Linked DNA regions of Homo sapiens: region 2 is linked to region 1. A link is an interaction called in ENCODE POLR2A ChIA-PET data of the cell type or tissue named here. Cell type or tissue: endothelial cell of umbilical vein. All regions are shown on one strand.

Region 1 (5,000 bases):
ATTGCAGTGATAAATATATAAATTTATGATGGCTATAATGTGAGTGGTGTCCTCTTAGATCAGAGTTTCTCAACCTTTCCAGTACAGACATTGTGAATTGGTATTGTAGGGGGTTGTTCTATGTACTGTAGGAGGTTTAGCAGCATCTCTGGCTTCTACCCACTAGATACCAGTAGCATCTTCTCCTTGTGGCTACCAAAGATGTCTCCAGACGCTGACAAATATTCCTTGAGAGGTGAAATCACCCCGATGAGAATGACTGTTTTTGATGTCGTGCCCTTGTATAAGTGTACAATCATGTGCAATGGCACTGCTTAGGCACAGATGTGTTAAATGACTTATTTCATGTAATAGCTCAGCTAATGAAGCAAGATTTGAAATTAGACTGCATAAAATTATACTGCATGTCTTCCCTCAGAAATCTGATAGATTCAACTCATTTCCAGGTCTGTTAGAAAACACCACCACATAATGAAATAGTGTTCTGGAGATCTCTTAAATATTGAATCAATACAAAAGATTAAGAAAAAAACATTAAAATACCTTTCTAGCATTTCTTCTGTTAATCAGTTGAACACGTTCTTCTCCAGTGAGACTATTCACATCTAGTTTATTGGGGTTTCTGCAACGGTGTCTTTTTTGTTTGGGTCTTCCCTCATGAAGCTGCATTCTCTAAAATATATAGATAAAGACATATCTTTAAAGTCTTTAACTGTGCAAAACAATTCAAAATATTAAAATGAGCTGATCCAAGTAATTTAATAGCATTTACCTTTTGGTTATTTACATTTTAAAAATATCTAAACTTTTTTATTTTATTTTTTTTTGAGACAGGGTCTTGCTCTGTTGCCCAGGCTGGAGAATAGTGGTGTGGTCACAGCTCACTGGAGCCTTCACATCCCAGGCTCAAGTGATCCTCCCACCTCAGCCTCTCAAGTAGCTGGGACTACAGGTGTGTGCTACCATGCCTGGCTAATTTTTTTTATTTTTTTGTAGAGATGAAAGTTTTGCCGCATTGCCCAGGCTGATCTTGAACTCTTGGGCTCAAGCTATCCTCCCGCCTAGGCCTCCCAAAGTACTGGGATTACAGATGTGAGCCACCACGCCTGGCCAAACATTATTTTAATAAAAAGTATTGCATCAATCTTTTCTTCAAACTATTCATTAAAAAAGTTAAGCCCGGGCAATATGGTGAGACCCTGTCTCTACAAAAAATCAAAAAATTAGCTTGCCATGGTGGTGTACGCCTACAGTCCCAGGTATTTGTTGGGGCTGAGATGGGAGGACTGCTTGGGCATGGGAGATTAAGGCTGCAGTGAGCCATGATCGTGCCACTGCACTCCAGCCTGGGCAACAAAGTGAGGCCCTGTCTCAAAACAAAAACAAGCAAGAACCCAACAACTCATATCTAGCAATAAAAATAAAAACTCATCCAATCAAACCATGCTACTTCTCTATACAACTATTAACAAAACAGGGCTTAATGTTTGCAGGTATTTCCAGCCAATTAAAAATATTTTCAGGAAATCAACACTCAAACTCTTCAGCTTAGCATACCAGTCCCATCATGGCCTGAACCTATTCAATTCACCTCTTCTGTTCATTGTTTATTTACTATTACCCCACTCACTCCTCCACGTACTCTGGAATATTAGACTAGTCACTGTTTTATGAATATGGCTTACAGTCCTATCCTCTTTTCTTTTTTTTTTTTTTTTTTGAGATGGAGTTTTGCTCTTGGCTCATGACAGCCTCTGCCTCCCGGGTTCAAGAGATTCTCCTGCCTCAGCCTCTCGAGTAGCTGGGACTACAGGCACCCGCCACCATGCCCAGCTGATTTTTGTATTTTTAGTAGAGATGGGGTACCATGTTTGCCAGGTTGGTCTTGAACTCCTGACCTCAGGTGATCTGCCCGCCTCGGCCTCGCAAAGTGCTAGGATTACAGGCGTGAGCTACCGCACCCGGCCATCTTCTTAATAATTCTATATTGCCTAGAACATCCTCTTCTTGTGTTAACCTGGTCAATGCCTACTTACTCTTTTTTCATCCACGAGACAAATGTCGGCTCTATTTTCTTTATCTTTCCTCAGAAACTGCCTAGGCAGTTAATTTTTCTTACATCTGTTCCCATGAGACTTTATACATAACTTTATTATAGTATACTCTCCACCATGTTATAATTGTTTAGCTACAGAAATACTACAATAGAGTGTGAGATCCAAGAAATCATTAATGTAAGGTGATTTTTACAAAGGAAAATGCTTTTCCTTGGGAAAGCAGACAAATTACATCTTATAATCTTTAGAGGAACAAATGCTGCCCTTAAAAATATGTTTTCAAAATCTTTACAATAAAGTAATATAAAATATTATGATAAAATATTTGCAGGTGAAATGATGAATGGATATACAAGTTTAAAAAGTTAATAAAGGCCCTTTTGCAGTGATAAAGAGAAAGGTATGAGAATTCTTCAGAGTCTAGAGTATAGGTATGAGGGCAAAAACTTTATATTGTTTACTGCTATATCCTCAATCTCTTAAAATAATAAGTAGTACATAGTAATCCCTCAATAAAAAATTGTTAACTGAATAAATGAATGTTATCTTGAACATGTTAGGAAGTTACAGTGTTCAACTCAGGATTCCCATTATTTTTAGGATTGCAATATTTAGCCAGGTGTGGTGGCTCACACCTGTAATCTCAACACTTTGGGAGGCTGAGGCAGGAGGATCGCTTGAGCCAGGAGTTTGAGACCGGCCTGAGCAAGACAGTAAGAGCCTGTCTCTACAAAATAAAAATTGAAAAAATTAGCTGGATGTGGTGGCCTGTGGCCAGGCTGGTCTCAGACTCCTGAACTCAAGTGATTTGCCCATTTCGGCCTCCCAAAGTGCTAGGATTACGGGCATGAGCCATCATGCCCAGCCTCATCTTTGATTAAAATAAACTCATTGTGCATCTGGAGGGGCATAGAAGCTATACTCATAGCTTGAAGAAGAGCTTAAGAGGAGCAGTTTGGGCTCCAGATTTAAGAGTCTGTTTGCTGAGTGGACTTGAACTATTTACTTAAAACTTTGGTGTTTTAATTTCATTTATAAAACAGTTATAGGCTGGGTGCGGTGGTTCATGTCTGTATTCCTAGCACTTTGGGAGGCTGAGCAGGCGGATTGCTTGAGGCCAGGAGTTTGAGACCAGCCTTGGCCAACATGGTGAAACCCTGTTTCTATGAAAAATACAAAAGTCAGCTGGGCATGGTGGTGTGCACCTGTGGTCCCAGCTACTCAGGAGACTGAGGTGGGAGAATCGCTTGAATCCGGGAGGCAGAGGTTGAAGTGAGCCGAGATCACGTCACTGCACTCCAGCCTGGGTGACAGTGCGAGACTCTGTCTCAAAAAAACAAAAAACAGTTATAACAATGCCACGTAATAAAGTTATTGTGTTAAATGAGGTAATGCATGTGGTGTGCCTAAGTATGTCAGCATAACTGCAGGCACATAGTTAAGTTTCAATACATGTTTACTATAATCATTATTATTTTAAAATAAACTGCTTGAGAAAGGATTGGAAGTTTTATACCTTAGCAACCTTCACTGGGTCTAACATAGTACTCTATATTGGAAGTGATTTTTATTATTAAATACTCATTGAATGCAGAATGGAAAAATGGAAAATAACATTGTATTGTATCATGGGAAGGATGGTAATTATTTTTTCTGCTAATTCTCCTAGGTCTTAGGCAGAGCACATATTTAGCATAAGTGGATGAGAATTTATGCTTCATCATGATAGATCTGACAACTCATAAAAATAAAATATAACAAGAATTTTAAGGTGTCACCTACAGGAATAAAAGCTCCCAAATCTTCCACATAACCCGGGTGCTCCTTAAGCCATTTTTCCAAATCCTTTCTCTTTGGTGCATCATCTCCTGCAAGTCTCGTTCCATCTTTAAGATTAATAACTGGAACTGGACTTTCTGTATCAGGAATTCCTTGAGGTTGAGTATAGGATAGTGCTGGATTTATCCCTGTGGAAATCTGTGAGGAGGTTAAGCCTAAAGAAACCTGTAAAAAAACACCAAATGGTATCTTTATTTTCATACTTTATCATTCTAATATTGGTTCAATAAAGCAATTATTTTTGAAGAGAAAAAATAAGTTGTTGCTAAAAATTCTGCTAAATCTTTTAAACTTAAAATTTTTATCACTCTTGGACAGTGCTAAGATTCTAAGATATCATCTAAAATTATATGGCATACTTCTAATTTCCTTACTAATAGTCTATAAAACATTCACAAAACAATAATATGTATATTTATTAGGATTGAATTTTGAATTCAAGGATCAGTTTTTAAGTACTGCTTTACTTACATGATTAGGTGGTTTATTTCTGTTAAAAAAGAAGATGTCAACACCTTCTACATTCTTCCTCCTTCCTCGCCTTTTTTTGACTATAGGCTGGTTGTCTAATATCACACCATTGGCACCAAGGGTTGGTTGAATGGAAGTACCTAATTGAATTAAAAATGCAAAATGGTGATACAAATTTAGTTCTTAAACAAACTGAAAGTAATCCCTTTCCTAAATATATGAAAGTGTTAGTTCTTATTTTATACATCTTTAATGTAGAAACTTTTGGACTAAAAATATCATCCCCACCTCTCATTTAAAAACCTGAAGAATTACAACCTAGGCCTCTTTCAATTTTTGACCTGTCTTCTCTATTTTTTTTCCCGATATTCACACATTTTCTCTTCCTTCCTTGGAGAAGGAAGCATGCCTTTTCCCTAAGATAAACATTTCCCCTTTCTTTGAACCCATTAGTTCCTATACTTTCAAAAGCTTGTTTTTTTAAAAAAAATCATTTATCTCTGCTTTTTGTGCCAAATATCTTTTTCTACATTATTCTTTTTTGATTTTTGTTTTTTTTTTTTGGAGACGGAGTCTTGCTCTGTCGCCCAGGCTGGAGTGCAGTGGCACGATCTTGGCTCACTGCAAGCTCCG
Region 2 (5,000 bases), 170 kb before region 1:
AGACCTTTTTTCTTTTGGAACATAGGTGTATGTATTTCTCTCTTAGCACTGTTTTAGCTACATCCCACAAATTTTAATATTTTGGATTTTCATTTTCATTTAGTTCAAAATATTTTCTAATTTCTCTTGTGCTTTCTTTAACCAATAGAAATATATAATTTAGGTTCCAAGAATTGGGGGATTTTCCAGGTATCTTTTATTGATTTCTGATTTAATGCCATTGTGATAGTGAAAACACAGTATTTCAACCCTTTTAACATTTATCGAGACTTGTTTTATGGTCCAGAATGTAGTCTATGTTGGTAAATGTTCTCTCTGCACTTGATTTGTTAGAGAGTGTTCTATAAATGTCAATCAGTTGATAATGTCTACATCTTCTGTATCCTTAGTGATTTTCTCTATTTGTTGTACCAATTATGTTGAAATCTCTTGACTACCAGTTTTTTTTTTTTATTTAGGGTTATATGTCCTCTTTATAATAGGAAACGACCCTCTTTGTCCTGATAATATTTTTTGCTCTGAAATCTACTTTCTCTGATATTAATACAGCCACTCCAACTTTCTTTTCATGAGTGGTAGCATGGTATAACCTTTTCCACCCTTCCAGCTTTATTGAGATATAATTCTTATACCGTATTATTCAACCATTTGAAGTGTACAGCTCCATGGCTTTTAGTATGTTCCCAGAGTTCCCAGAGCAGCCATCACTACATTCTATTTTTGAATTCTTTCATCACCCCAGAAACTTCTTGTTCATAAGCAGAAACTCTATTCCCCACAACCCTTGGCAACCATGAATCTCCTTTCTGCTTCTAGATATTTGCCCATTCTGGACAACTCATATAAATGGAATCATAAAATATGTTCTCTTTTGTGACTGGCTTCTTTCACTTAACGATGTTTTCAAGGTCCATTCATATTGTAGCATGTATCAGTACTTCATCCTTTTTATTGCCAAGTAAATATTCCTTTTATGGATATACATTTTTATATTTAAAGTATATAACTTACAAACAACATATAGTTTGGTCCTGCTTTTTTGTCCAGTCAGATAAATTCTAACTATTAATTGGTACATTTAGACCATTTACATTTAAATGCTATTTTCCTGTATGTTCCTTTTTTCCTCCTTTTTAAGCCACCTTTTGAGTATTATCATTCCAATTCATCTGCTTTGTCTATTACCTGCTATTATTCTGTTCTTTTTTTCCATTTAACTCTGTTAATCCATTTAGAATTTATAGGTTACAGGATGAGAGTCTAATTTAAGCCGTCAGAATCATTTCCTCCAACTCCATTTGCTTTTTGGGGCTGTTACTGCCAATTTATGTTTCCAGGTTTCATAACCAGTCCTACTAGGAATATCACTGGAATTAGACTAAGCCTATATAACAGAGAAAGTATATCTTTTAAATATTTGGTCTTCTTATTCAGAATCGCTGGTATGTCTTCATTTATTCCAGTTTTCATAAGTTTTATAAATTCATTCCAAAGCACGTGACACCTTTACACCTTTTTTTTTTTTTTTTTACTATGATAGGAAAAGTGTCTCCATTATTACATTTTCTGTTTTTCTTTGGAGACGGAGTCTTGCTCTTGTCCCCCAGGCTGGAGTGCAATGGCACGATCTCAGCTCACTGCAAACTTTGCCTCCGGGATTCAAGCGATTCTGAGTAGCTGGGATTACAGGTGTCCACCACCATGCCCGGCTAATTTTTTTGTACTTTTAGCAGAGATGGGGTTTCACCATGTTGGCCAAGCTGATCTTGAACTCCTGACCTCAGGTGATCCACCCATCTCGGCCTCCCAAAGTGCTGGGATTACAGGCATGAGCCACCACACCTGGCCCATTATTACATTTTCTAACAGATTTTTGCTGTTCTTGTTTACTTGTTTTCCTCAACTTTTTTTTCCAAACAGACAGGGTTTCTCACTTTATTGCCCAGGCTGGAGTGTGGTGGCACGACCATAGCTCACCGCAGCCTTGAACTCTTGGGCTCAGCCTCCTGAGTAGCTACAACTACAGGTGCATGGCACCATGCTCAGCTAATTTTTATTTGTTGTAGGGATGGGGTCTTATGTTGCCTGAGCCGTTCTCCAACTCCTGGCCTCAAGCAATCTTCCCACCCCAGCCTGCCAAAATGTTGGGATTACAGGCGTGAGGCACTGCACCCGGACTGTTTTCCTCAACTTTTTAAAAGATTGCAAGCCTACAAAGAGTTGAAAAAAATAGTACACTGAGCAGCCACTTATCAATCATTAATGTCTAAGAGTTGCTTTCACTCTCTCCCTACCTAAATATATTGCAACCAACCCGTTTGAAAGTAAGCTGCAGACACTGGGACACTTTACCTCTGAATACTTTCAGCACAGTCTCCTACATAATCTGCTAGGCATCATCAACACCAAAGAAACTTTTAAAAAAAAATACACTGAAGGCCACATTCAAATTTTCCTCAAAATGTCCTTTATAGCAACGTTTTCCTATGCAGGATCAAAAATCATGCATTGCATTTGGATGTCGTGTCTCCCTAGTCTCCTCAATGATACCTTCCCCGTCCTCTTACCATACTGACCTTTTTTTGAAGAGTTCAGGCCATATATATATGTGTATTTCTAAGCAACCGTTTTTTTTTTTTTTTTTGAGACAGTGAGTTTCGCTTTTGTCACCCAGGCTGGAGTGCAATGGCGCGATCTCTGCTCACTGCAACCTCCACCTCCTGGGTTCAAGCTATTTTCCTGCCTTAGCCTCCCGAGTAGCTGGGATTACAGGTGCATGCCACCACACCCAGCTAATTTTTGTATTTTTAATAGAGATGAGGTTTCACCCTGTTGACTAGGCTGGTCTTGAACTCCTGACCTCAGGTGATCTGCCCACTGTGGCCTCCCAAAGTGTTGGGATTACAGGTGTGAGCCACAACGCCCAGCCTCTAAGCAACCTTTATCAATAAAAATCTCATTATGTAAGGGCCTTCACAATCCAGTTCCACTCGCTAACATAGCATGATGCCCGTAATTAAGCTTTGGATCACTGTCTGCCTCAAGGACACTGTTTTCTTCCCCTTAACCTGCTTCCTGCTGAGTGCCCTTCCATACCTCAACAGCTCCCTGACTTTTCAACATTAAGGCCTGACTCAAGCTTCCTTCCCCTTCTTAGAATGAGGTGGCTGTTGCCACATACATCTGTGCTAATATGACTATTGCACTGCAATGTCAAAAATGTCAACTTCTCCCATTAGCCAGAGTCCTGAGGACACTGCCTGTCCCAGAAACAGGCCTTTGGTAAGGAATCCAAAATTTCTTTCCCTAACAAATGTGGAAAATTGTTACAAATGGGATAAACACAAATTTCAGGTTTACAGCAAAATGTACAAATAGGAGAGGGAATAAAAAGAAATCCAAATCCCTTACCCTGTTTCCCACCCTAAAATTCCACCCCCTCCCCCTCAAAAAAGGCAAAAAACAAAACAAACCCTGGGTTTTGCTTCATGAGGACTGACTGATCACTGCTCCCTGGCAGCTCTCATCACTCTAATGAGTGCCTAAGCTTAGCACAAACCCTGTTTCTAGCATCTGAAGCATTTTGAGGTTAGTAAAGGCCAAGATTGATGTTAGGCTCACCTTTGAAGGACTGTTGCTGAAGTAATAGAAAATCTTTTCTCGAGGAGAAAGCATTGTTTCATTTTTATGTGGGGAAATGTAGACAGGATGATTTTGAGACAACTGTATTCGGCGAGGGGAGCCTGTTCTTACAAATGGATAGGGAGAGAGTGGAGGAGCATCCATCTGTTTAAAAAAAAAAAATCAGTAATTCTAAGAAAAAAATTTATAATTATTTTTACTGAAAATGATTATTGAGTGAAGAGGTGTGCTAAACCAGTAGTTTTATGAATGACAGAGTGATGTATTAGCAATAACTTAACCTAAAGAAAAATATTCTAATAGCAAACCTTAAGTGCTTAGTTTGTGCCAGTTATTATTTTAAGCAATTTTTATACATTATGTCATTTCATCCTTACAACAACCCCATATGCTAGGAACTAGTTATATTCCCATTTTATATATGAGGAAATGAGGTACAGAGAAAATTTAATGATTTGCAAGGTTACCACCACTGTTAAGTACTGGAAAATTTGAACCCATGTAGCCTGTCTCTTGTACTACTATACTTTGTAGGGACTCCAAATACAATCTTACTCGTTTAATGCTTAACAACAGTAGAATTTATATTGGTTAGGTAAATTACAGACCTCCTCAGTTTTACTTAATAGAATTATTTGTAAAACTAGCTTATTTATGAGACAGAGTCTTGTTCTGTCACCCAAGCTGGAGTGCAGTGGCACAATCTCAGGTCACTGCAACCACCGCCTCCCATGTTCAAACAATTCTCCTGCCTCAGCCCCCAGAGTAGCTGGGATTACAAGTGTGTGCCACCACGCCCAGCTCATTTTTGTATTTTTAGTAGAGACTGGGTTTTACCACGTTGGCCAGGCTGGTCTTGAACTCCTGACCTCAAGTGATCTGCCCTCCTCGGCCTCCCAAAGTGCTGGGATTACAGGTGTGAGCCACCACACCTGGCCAAAACTAGTTTATATACGGACCAGGTGAATGGTCCATATATAAATCATAAATGATTCCTCAACACTCATGAGTGAAAAAAGTATGAAATAATCCCTGTCATACTTACATTTGCCTGTGAGTACTTCATGGCAAATGTCTTAATCTGTTTGATGTAGATGTTGTTGTAGAACTGAATGAGGTCTCCCCTCTCCTCTTCTTCCATGTCACTGTTGGCACCTGTGAGGCGAGTAGGTGTGGGAGGAGCACTGCTGGGCTGTGGAACTGGCAAGGTGCTGCTTGACCTCATAACTGGACTGGAGTCTCTACTGGCTGCAGCCAGGAGAACAAAGGCTGTCAGTACAAAGGCTGCTAATATTGACTGTTTTAATTTTTTAAAAGTAGGAGAAAGGGAACAGCTACCTGCACTACTTGCTAATAAC

Evidence for each region. Peaks named below come from ENCODE experiments on the same cell type or tissue, not always from the same donor. Only the 100,000 strongest peaks of a DNase experiment are listed, where the experiment ranks them.
Region 2: POLR2A ChIA-PET joins it to region 1 with 6 read pairs; 3 of 35 experiments call an interaction of 5 or more read pairs at or near these places.

What each region holds. Positions count from the first base shown.
Region 1 is chr16:53,313,884-53,318,883 of GRCh38, reverse strand. CHD9 (chromodomain helicase DNA binding protein 9) reads right to left here. Exons shown (of 39, transcript NM_001308319.2): 35 at 4,368-4,507; 36 at 3,840-4,061; 37 at 544-672. Among named protein-coding and RNA genes, the nearest start is that of RBL2, 120 kb to the left of the region's middle. In endothelial cell of umbilical vein, no CTCF peak of the experiment used is centred here; no DNase peak of the experiment used is centred here.
Region 2 is chr16:53,480,457-53,485,456 of GRCh38, reverse strand. It overlaps RBL2 (RB transcriptional corepressor like 2), which reads right to left. Exons shown (of 22, transcript NM_005611.4): 20 at 4,688-4,890; 21 at 3,622-3,786. Among named protein-coding and RNA genes, the nearest start is that of AKTIP, 20 kb to the left of the region's middle. In endothelial cell of umbilical vein, no CTCF peak of the experiment used is centred here; a DNase peak (open chromatin) is centred at 3,116; H3K27ac peaks cover 960 bases.